2 separate regions of the Homo sapiens genome follow, and region 2 is linked to region 1. A link is a contact called in ENCODE Hi-C or POLR2A ChIA-PET data. All regions are on one chromosome and are shown on one strand. The core of a region is the stretch at or near the end of the contact, and the rest is flanking DNA. Distances in the headings are between cores, read along the strand shown.

The links. Hi-C counts contacts between places; a loop is a spot of excess contacts on that map. ChIA-PET counts read pairs that join two places held with the same protein, here RNA polymerase II (POLR2A). Pooled maps may share reads with other maps.
Region 2: a pooled map shows a loop between it and region 1 (3-fold over the local background). The contact joins the promoter of APOL5 here to the enhancer-like site in region 1. A Hi-C loop is called at or near these places in 1 of 168 maps with a recorded cell type or tissue (OCI-LY7), 2 of 37 single-sample maps with no recorded cell type and 4 of 50 pooled maps. POLR2A ChIA-PET finds 5 or more read pairs at or near these places in 3 of 52 experiments (A549, OCI-LY7 and activated B cell).

What each region holds. Positions count from the first base shown.
Region 1 is chr22:35,919,412-35,924,179 of GRCh38, forward strand. The region is part of intron 2 of RBFOX2 (RNA binding fox-1 homolog 2); the gene reads right to left. Among named protein-coding and RNA genes, the nearest start is that of RBFOX2, 110 kb to the right of the region's middle. Within about 2 kb of position 2,465, at least 14 of the 41 ENCODE cell types and tissues checked have a DNase peak (open chromatin) inside an H3K27ac peak, as active enhancers do.
Region 2 is chr22:35,714,929-35,719,696 of GRCh38, forward strand. APOL5 (apolipoprotein L5) reads left to right here and starts at 2,944. Exons shown (of 5, transcript NM_030642.1): 1 at 2,944-2,998. The coding sequence starts at 2,944.

The DNA of each region.
Region 1 (4,768 bases), core at 1,215-3,714:
AGTCCTAGCTACTTAGGTGGCTGAGGCAGGGGGATAGCTTGAACCTGGGAGGCGGAGGTTGCAGTGAGCCGAGATCATGCTACTGCACTCCAGCCTGGGCAACAGAGTGAGACTGTCTCAAAAAAAAAAAAAAGAAAAAGAAGTGATAACTACGGGGAATGGAGTTTCTTGTGGAATACTAAAAATGTCCTAAAACTGACTGTGGTGATGGTGATGGCTGAATGATTGTAAACATGCTAAAAGCCACACACTTTAAATGGGTGAACTGTACAGTATGTGAATTATATCTCAATAAAGCTGTTTTAAAGTGCCCTTGGAGAGTATATCACCTCCTTTGGGAAGGAAATTTTAATGAGGGAACTTTGATTCTTCTAGCCATCCCTTGTTTCCAAATGCCTGCCTGCTCCTTCCTATCAATGATTCACTTTGCTATTCCCATCCTCTGCTCACTGCACTATCTAGCTCAGGTTTACACCTTTCCTACGAAAACGACTGGGCTATTAGTTTTGTTTTGTTCTTCAAGTCCACCTCCACTCTAGTGGACTTTAGTGTCCTTTCTTACACACCTAGTCTCCTTCTGTCCCAGCTCACATAGTAAAACAATACATATACACAGAATAGTGGCTAAACACCTGCCACACCATGAAAAAAAGAATGAGGATAAACGACAGCATAAAAGCACAGGTTTGGGAGTTTTAACTAATTTGGTTCCAATCAAAGCATTTGGCCAAGTTACTTTAAATGTCACTGTCAGTTTCCACTGCTGTAAAATGGGGAAAACTAATGTATCTAATTGCATGTGGTTATTATAAAAATTAAATGATTAATATGATGCCTGGTCATGAAGGTCCTCAATAAATAATAACTGCTATTTATGGAAGTCTTATGCCCAGTTTTTCTCATGCTGTCATTCGGCAGCTCAGCCTCTATGTCAAAAAGCCAACAATAAAAGCAGGCTGTTGGTGCCATCAAATTGTTCACCATCAGTATTCCTATTTGTTCTAACCCATCTAACTCACAGATCCCAGTCTATTCCTGATACTTTGGCTTTTTTACTTCAATTTGTTTTCTTATTTCTGGGCTCACTTTAACCTCAAACATGTTTAGTATTGCCTTTCCAGTTCCATGTCCCCTTCTCAACCAAAATCTGCTTACTGCCTTAATTTTATACTTTAAGCCACTCTGGACAAATTGTTTACCCATAGTACCAAAGCACTCAGTATCCTATTCTTCCTAAAAGCATATCATGAAATCAAAACAAGACGGACTTTAGCAAGAATTATGATAAAAAAGCTTACAACCTTACAAGGGACTACTTGGCAGCCATGAAATGATGCAGCAGACATAGCTAATGGCATGAAACGATGTTTATAATAAAGTAGGCCTGAGCTGGAGGCATTTTACAAAAGTTTACACAATATGATTGACATCTGGTAAGGAATTTTAAAATGTGTATATATGCAAACAGAGTTACGCTGAAACAAGATAATCAACAACAAAACGTTAAGATAAAGTTAAATATATTAAGGCAGATTTTATTCTATTCTTTTGATCTGCTGTATATTCTAAATTTTCTTCAATGAATGCAAATTACTTTTGTTTTAAAAAAATATTTTAAGGACTTTTAAAAAAGAATTAATTTAAAGATTGCAACGCCTCTTAGCATTTTCTTACCAGCCACTATAGTATGGCTCAGGAGTCAGAAAAACCAGGGTTCAAATCCCTATTCTACCACTTATTCTATGTACGACTTTGGCAAATCACTTAATGCTTTTAAGGCTTGCTGTTCTCATGTGGAAAATGAAGAGGAAACTCCTAGCCAAGTACTTGGCACATAGTCTTCCATAAATACCAGTGCCCTTAACTCTTCCACTCCTTTACCCTATGACAGTGGTTCTCAAGTTGAGTGTGTATAAGAATTACCAAAGCATGTTAAAACAGATTACTGGACCCCATCCTCAGAGTTTCTGATTCAGTAAGTCTGGGGAAGAGGCAGAGACCATGAATAAAGGTAAGTTCCCAGGTGATGCTGATGCGGCTGGATTTGAAGCCACACTTTGAGGATACTGCTCTAGGCAATAAGACTTACAAAGTCTTCTTACAACATGTTATACAGGTATGAAGTGCTCTTTCACATCAAAAGTATTTCAGGAATACATGCTCACTGGATACTGAATTAAATTAGAAGCTAATACTGCACATCCACCCAAAAGGCCAACCTTACAACATGGGATAATTCACCCCAGCACATTGAGGGAATTGGTCTTCCACTTAAAGCAGTCAGCAAATAACAATTATTAACACTGCATTTAGAATATTCTGGTTCCAGCATGGGAGAAAACATGAGAATGCAGACACAGATCAGACAAATGAAGAGATGGACAAGAGAATCCACTGCAAGAAGTTCTGTGCCTGTCTGGTAAATTCATCTGGGGCAGAGGGGCAGATTCTGTTGTGTCACAGAACACTTGCTTTGCTCTGGGTGCCCTCTGTTGACAAAAACTGACATAGCCACTTCCTTCCCTCCCTTTTCTCCTCCCACCCTAGGGCCAAGAGTCCCACTAGTGTGACTCAGACTTGAGGCAAGGTTTCCAGTTAGAAAATTTTCCTAAGCCCATATGTAGGCAAGACAGACCTTTCCTTCCTCCAGCTTTCCTAAGTCCCCTTCTCTGTGTGCTTGTATCTGCAGCTTATCTCCAAACAGGTTAATTGTTTCAGGACCATGGAACAAAAAGTGAACAGCATTTAGCATAATGATATGTGAAATTTAAATCACAATTGCATTTCATTTTAGAAATGGCTAGTATTCACACAGAGGGAATAAACTGAGTTTGTAAATAGTGTCAAATACAATGTGAAACTCTGTTGGTATTAAGAATACTGATAAGGCCGGGCATGGTGGCTCATGCCTGTAATCCCAGCACTTTGGGAGGCCATCGCGGGCAGATCACGAGGTCAGGAGTTCGAGGCCAGCCTGACCAACATAGTGAAACCCCATCTCTACTAAAAATACAAAAATTAGCCGGGCATGGTGGCTAATTTTCCAGCTAGTCAGAAGGCTGAGGCAGAAGAATTGCTTGAACCTGGGAGGCAGAGGTTGCAGTCAGCCAAGATTGCGCCACTGCACTCCAGACTGGGTGACAGAGCTAGACTCCATTTCAAAAAAAAAAAAAACTAGACATGTCTAAATCAGGACTTTGGTCTATGGGCTACTTGTTTTTGTAGAACCCACACACAGACTACCAGCTAAGATAGCTTTTACATCTTGTAATGATTGAAAGAAAAAATCAAAAGAAAAATGACATTTCATGACATATAAAAATTATATGAAATTAAAATTTCGGTACCCACAAATAAAGTTTTACTAGAATAGAGCCACAATCTTTTGTTTACTATAATCTAAGCCTGCTTCCCTGCTACCGTGCCAGAGTTCCTGAGTAGCTCTAACAGAGACCATATGGCCCAGATGCTCTCAGATGCTTTACAGAAAGTTTGCCCCCTCCTGTTTTAAACTATTGATAAATGTGACACCTGAACCTTCAGTCAGGTATGAAGTGCTGGGTTTGAAGTCCTATGGCTCTGTCTTAGCAATGACTTCCCCCAACATTTAGTGTGAGTCCTGCACGTGGTGAGGGGTCAGCCTACACTGCCTAACACACTCCCCTTGCATCCACAGAAGCTGAAGGTACTGTGATAGATTTCTGGCATGTTTTTTGGCTAATACTTATCAGCAATCCTATAAAAGCATCCCATCTTACAAATGAGGAAGTAAGCCTAAGGGAAGTTAAGTATCAGTCCAAACTGGAATTTGAACTCAGGTCTGTCTGACACCAGAGTTCTTTGATCATTCCTCACTGGTTTTCAAACTGTCTTCCAGTCAGCAGAGCCTTATGGGGGAAAGGGCTCCAGGCCTTTCATATCTTTTTTTTCTTTTTTCTTTTTCCTTTTATTTCCCCAACTTCTTACACTTCCATATTGTTTTAGAGATAGGGTCTTTTGTCGCCCAGGCTGGAGTGCACTGGCACAGTCAGCTCACTGAAGCCTCGAACTCCTAGGTTCAGGCCATCCTCTTGCCTCAGCCTCTAGAGTAGCTGAGACTACAGGTGCACACCACCACATCTGGCTAACTTCCAAATCTTTTCTAGGAGGACCATTCCATTTGCCTTTTTAATAAATTGTGGCCAAGGAATTGGTTTTTTTTAAAAAGCCAATTTTATGCCACTTATTACCACCCTTGGCAAATCTCTCAGGAAACTGCAAATCTTGATTTCCTCATCTGCCAATGGAGATTAAAACCCTTCCCCCCCACCCAAATAATAAAGACTCACTGGGGTCTTACCAAAGATCAAATGAGAATGGGTATGAAAGCAATACCCATTACAGGTATTACAGCAATACCTGTAAACTATACAGGACTATAGATACATAACACATAACTATCACCCCTTAGTAAATAGGGAAGCAAGTGGGAAGCAAGTGGGGAACATAATGTTTGCTGCTGAGCAAAGAAAAATTAAGCATGCAAGTAAAATGCAAAAAAAAAAAAATTCAAATAAAAGTAAATAAATGCCCAGTGCAAATATCAACCCTGGAATTTAACACATTTATTTTAAAACCCAGATTCACTCATTAACAACTACATAGCCTTGGACAATGACTTAATCCCTTTGAGCCTTGGTTTCCTCACCTGCAAATGGGATTTAAAAACTACTTGCTTTATACAGTGCCTGCACATAGTCAGTATTCCACCTGTTAGCCCTCTTTTCAT
Region 2 (4,768 bases), core at 1,694-4,193, 200 kb before region 1:
GGGAGAAGGGTAGTTCTTTCTCGCTCTCAGTGTGATATTCTGAGCTTTCTCATGGAAGATGCATTTTTAAATTATCAGAAATTGATCGATTATGAAATATGATGATTCGTGAAACATCTGTGTACATAATCAAACACAAGATGATGTTGTTTGACCTCTCATCCTATGCATAAAGCACAAAAGTTGCATAGGAGATGAATTTAACTGGAAGGGAACTATGAGCCCATTTCATGGACAGACCCAGAACCTGTCCAGTGGTTCTCCCACTCCCGCTATATGATCATCCTCTGCCTTTGCTGGGTCTCAGCCCTGCTCACTCCCTTCTTGCCTCCTCCCCAAAATAAAGTCTAATAGAGTCATCTCCCAAGATCTATTCTAGCCCAGGACAGCAGGGAGAGCTGAGCAAGATTTTAAACATAAAAAACTTAGTGTCAGCTGGGCGTAGTGGCTCAGGACTTTAATCCCAGCACTTTGAGAGGCTGAGGTGGCCAGATGGATCACCTGAGGCCCAGGAGGTTGACAGCCTGGTCAACATGGTGAAACCCCGTCTCTACTAAGAATGCAAAAATTAGCTGGGCGTGGTGGTGCACACCTATAATCCCAGCTACTCGGGAGACTGAGGCAGGAGAATCGCTTGAACAAGGGAGGCAGAGGTTGCAAAGCCGAGATCGTGCCACTGCACTCCAGCCTGAGCCACAGAGCAAGACTGTGTATCAAAAATTAAATAAATATATACATACATACATAAAAAAACAAAACTTAGTGTCATGAATGATGAGGTCTTATTCTAAGTGTTGTTCTGTATCTGTCATTTACTGGGTATACACAGAGTAGGCAGGAAAGCGCAGATAACACACATCTCTGCCTTCAAGGTGAAGCTCCGGGCTGCCACAATAAACCACTCACTGCATCAGCTGAAACCTCTGCACTGTACCTATCTATGTAGAGCATAGGAAGAGAGCAAAGAAATAAAAAGCAGAATGCCTAAAATAATGGGACAAATCAAAGTTGAATAATTATAACAAAAAATAATTAATATGAATATGAATAACATTAAGAAAAGTATCAAATTGGGTCAAAATCAGATCTGAGTAATTTTCTACATCCAAGAGATAACCTGAAATAAATAGGACACAAAAGGCCAAAATAACAAGTTAGAAAAACTTACATAGAACCAACAAAAAAAGAAAACAATATTAACATTTAACAGTATTAATTTGTCAGATTTTGTCTTACCATGTACTTGGCAGCATTCCCTGCACCAAATGCATTACTGTACAAGTGGGAGATTTTATGATAAAATAATGAATAATAAATCTCATTACTAAAATCTTTTTATTCTATTGGCTTTTTGTTGTTGTTGAGACAGAGTCTCGCTCTGTCACCCAGGCTGAAGTGCAGTGGTGCAATCTCAGCTCACTGCAACCTCCGCCTCCCGGGTTCAAGAGATTCTCCTGCCTCAGCCTCCTGAGTAGCTGGGATTACAGGTGCCCACCACCACGCCTGGCTAATTTTTGTATTTTTAGTAGAGACTTGTTGGCCAGGCTGGTCTCGAACTCCTGATCTCAGGTGATCCACCTGCCTCAGCTTCCCAAAGTGCTGGGATTACAGGCGTGAGCCACCGTGCCTGGCTTCTATTGGCTTTTATTATAAAACTAACAAGTTACTTTGGTAACAAAGCTCAATAATATAGATGAGTGAAAAGTGCAAAAGTATTTTGTCACCCTAGCCCTAAATCTCCCTCCCTGAGCTAAGCCTGTTCACATTTGGTGTATCTCCTTCGAGAATATTCCCCTACTCCTACATCACATATATAGTACTTAAAAAAAATAAGAAAAGAATATAAAGAACATATTCTTCAACCTCTTTTCTTTTACTTAATATATCCTGGACCTCTTTCTAGGTCAGTTGTACATAGATTTGCCTCGTTCCTTTTCACATCCATAAACCTTTATTTTGTATTGCTCTATTTTCATGTAAACAGTCCCCGGCATGGATTTTTCAAATTGTTTCCATTTCTTTATACAACTTCAAATAACTGGATGAACATCCATACACGTTTGTCTGTTGTGTTGTGTTGTGCCGTTGTGTTGTGTCCGTGGTGGGTGTATTTCTAGAGGTGGGATGCTGAGTGTCAGGCACATGTACTTCTCATGTTAAGAGACATCCCAAGAAGGCCAGGTGCAGTGGCTCACACCTGTAATCCTAGCACTTTGGGAGGCCAAGGAGGGTGGATTGTTTGAGCTCAGGAGTTAGAGATTAGCCTGGGCAACATGGTGAATCTCCATCTCTACAAAAAAAAAAAAAATATATATATATATATATATTAGCTGGGTGTGGTGGTGCACACCTGTAGTCCCCGCCACTTGGGGGGCTAAGACAGGAGGATCACTTGAGCCCGGGAGGTTACTGCAGTGAGCCGAGATTGTGTCACTGCACTCCAGCCCAGGTGCCAAAATGAGACCATCTCCAAATGAAAGAAAAAAAAAAAAGAAAGATACCCTAAATCATCCTTCCAAAAGCCATAGCAGCTGAGCGCAGTGGCTCACGCCTGTAATCCCAGCATTTTGAGAGGCCAAGGCGGGCGGATCACCTGAGGTCAGGAGTTTGAGACCAGCCTGGCCATCATGGTGAAACCCTGTCTCTACTAAAAATACAAAAATTAGCCAGGCATGGTGGCAGGCACCTGTAATCCCAGCTACTCAGAAGGCTGAGGCAGAAGAGTCAGTTGAACCTGGGAAGTGGAGGTTGCAGTGACTGAGACTGCACCACTGCACTCCAGCCTGGGCAGCAGAGAGAAGCTCCATCGCAAAAAAAAAAAAAAAGAAAGAAAAGAAAAGAAAAAAAAATAGGTGAGGACTGGGAGAGACAGGTTTCAGGCATGGAGAAGGGAGTCATATTTATTAATCATATTATAAGCTTAAATTTTAAAAAATCTAAAGCATGCCATGTGGCAAACAAGGAAATTTGCAAGTTCCCGGTTCCAAGGTGTTACCTGGTAAGTTCTTTTAAGCTTTCAGAAAACAAGCAATTCTCACGTTGTACAAATTGTCCCAGAAATAGAAAAAATACGTTACACTATTTTTTATACCCACCATATGCTATTGCTGGGTGGAGATATAGCAGATCCTTGGTTTTAATGAGGGAGATATCATGAGACCCTCTCAATTGCTCAGGTTTGAAAATACTACATCAAATAACTTCCTTTGTAAAGTTTAACTAAAAATGTAAAGTTTAACTAAAAACATAAGCAGCTCTTTAAGCCCCTGCTTGAAGCAGTGTGGCAGCGGGGAAGGGGTCAATCACTGGTTCCATTTCTGGTTAAAGTAGAGGCAGCAGGCAGGACAAGGTGGCGACATTATCAAAGAACTCATCTGGATATCAAAACTGTTATGACCCCAAAGCACGGTTGGGCGCAGTGGCTCATGCCTGTAATCCCAACACTTTGGGAGGCCAACATGGGCAGATCACTTGAGGCCAGGAGTTCAAGACCAGCCTGGCCAACATGGTGAAACCCTGTCTCTATTAAAAATACAAAAAATTAGCCAGGCTGGTAGTGCACACCTGTAGTCCCGTTACTCGGGAGGGTGAGGCAGGAGAATTGCTTGAACTGGGAGATCGCGCCATTGCACTGCAGCCTGGACAACAGACAGAGACCCCGTCTCAAAAAAAAAAAAAAAAAAAAAAAAGACGCCAAAGTGCCATGATAAGGGAGTGTTTCTATAAACATGACAATACATCTTCTCTTAAGGAAATAGCATAGAGTCATCAAAAATAATAGTTATAACAACTGTATAGCAAGATGGAAAATACTTGTATAACATTACATTTTAAAAACAGGGCACGTGGCCAGGCACAGCGGCTCATGCCTGTAATCCCAGCACTTTGGGAGGCCAAGGCAGATGTATCACCTGAGGTTGGGAGTTTGAGACCAGCCTGGCCAACATGGTGAAACCCCCATCTCTACTACAAATAGAAAACTTATCCAGGCATGGTGGTGCGCACCTATAATTGCAACAACTCGGGAGGCTGAGACAGGAGAATCACTTGAACCCAGGAGGCGCAGGTTGCAGTGAGCCGAGATCGCACCACTGCATTCCAGCCTGGGTGACAGTGAGACCGTCTCAAAAATAATAATAATAATAAATAATAATAATAAATAAAAACAGGACACACCATTATAAGTATAAAAGCCATGCGAAAAATAATACGGATTTGAAAAATAACGGGAAGTAGAGAATGAAATCAATAGTTATGTTGCAGGAGAACTAGGGGTGATTTTTGTCAAATTATATTTTTTGTCAAATTTGACTATCTTTTTGTCAAATTATATTGAAAATACATTTAAAGTGATTTTTGAGCAACAAAAGAAGCTGCAATGTGAGAGAGAGTGTCTGAACAAGGTGGACTCTGCTGTGTTGCCTGCCTGGGTAAAACCAACCACCATCCCGCCCACGAGCCTTGTCATCAGGCAGGTGTCATTCAGCAGGGACTGGACTGTGCCTCTCTCAGGGCTATAGATGATAGGCACTGGACAGAATGAGCGTTCACTTGCTCCCAAGTTAAAAATGTTATCAATTAACATGGCCCCGATTGTCTTGGTGCCTATCATTGTGTTGTTGGATGATTCTCAGAAGACTTTTGTGACTTAACGAAATGGGAAAAGTTCCCTTATCCCCCTTGCACAGTATAAAACGGGGTGTGGCTCACTTCTTCGGTGCCCTGCGGCTCAAACCCCTAGGGGGAGCATGCGGACCGGCAGGTCTTG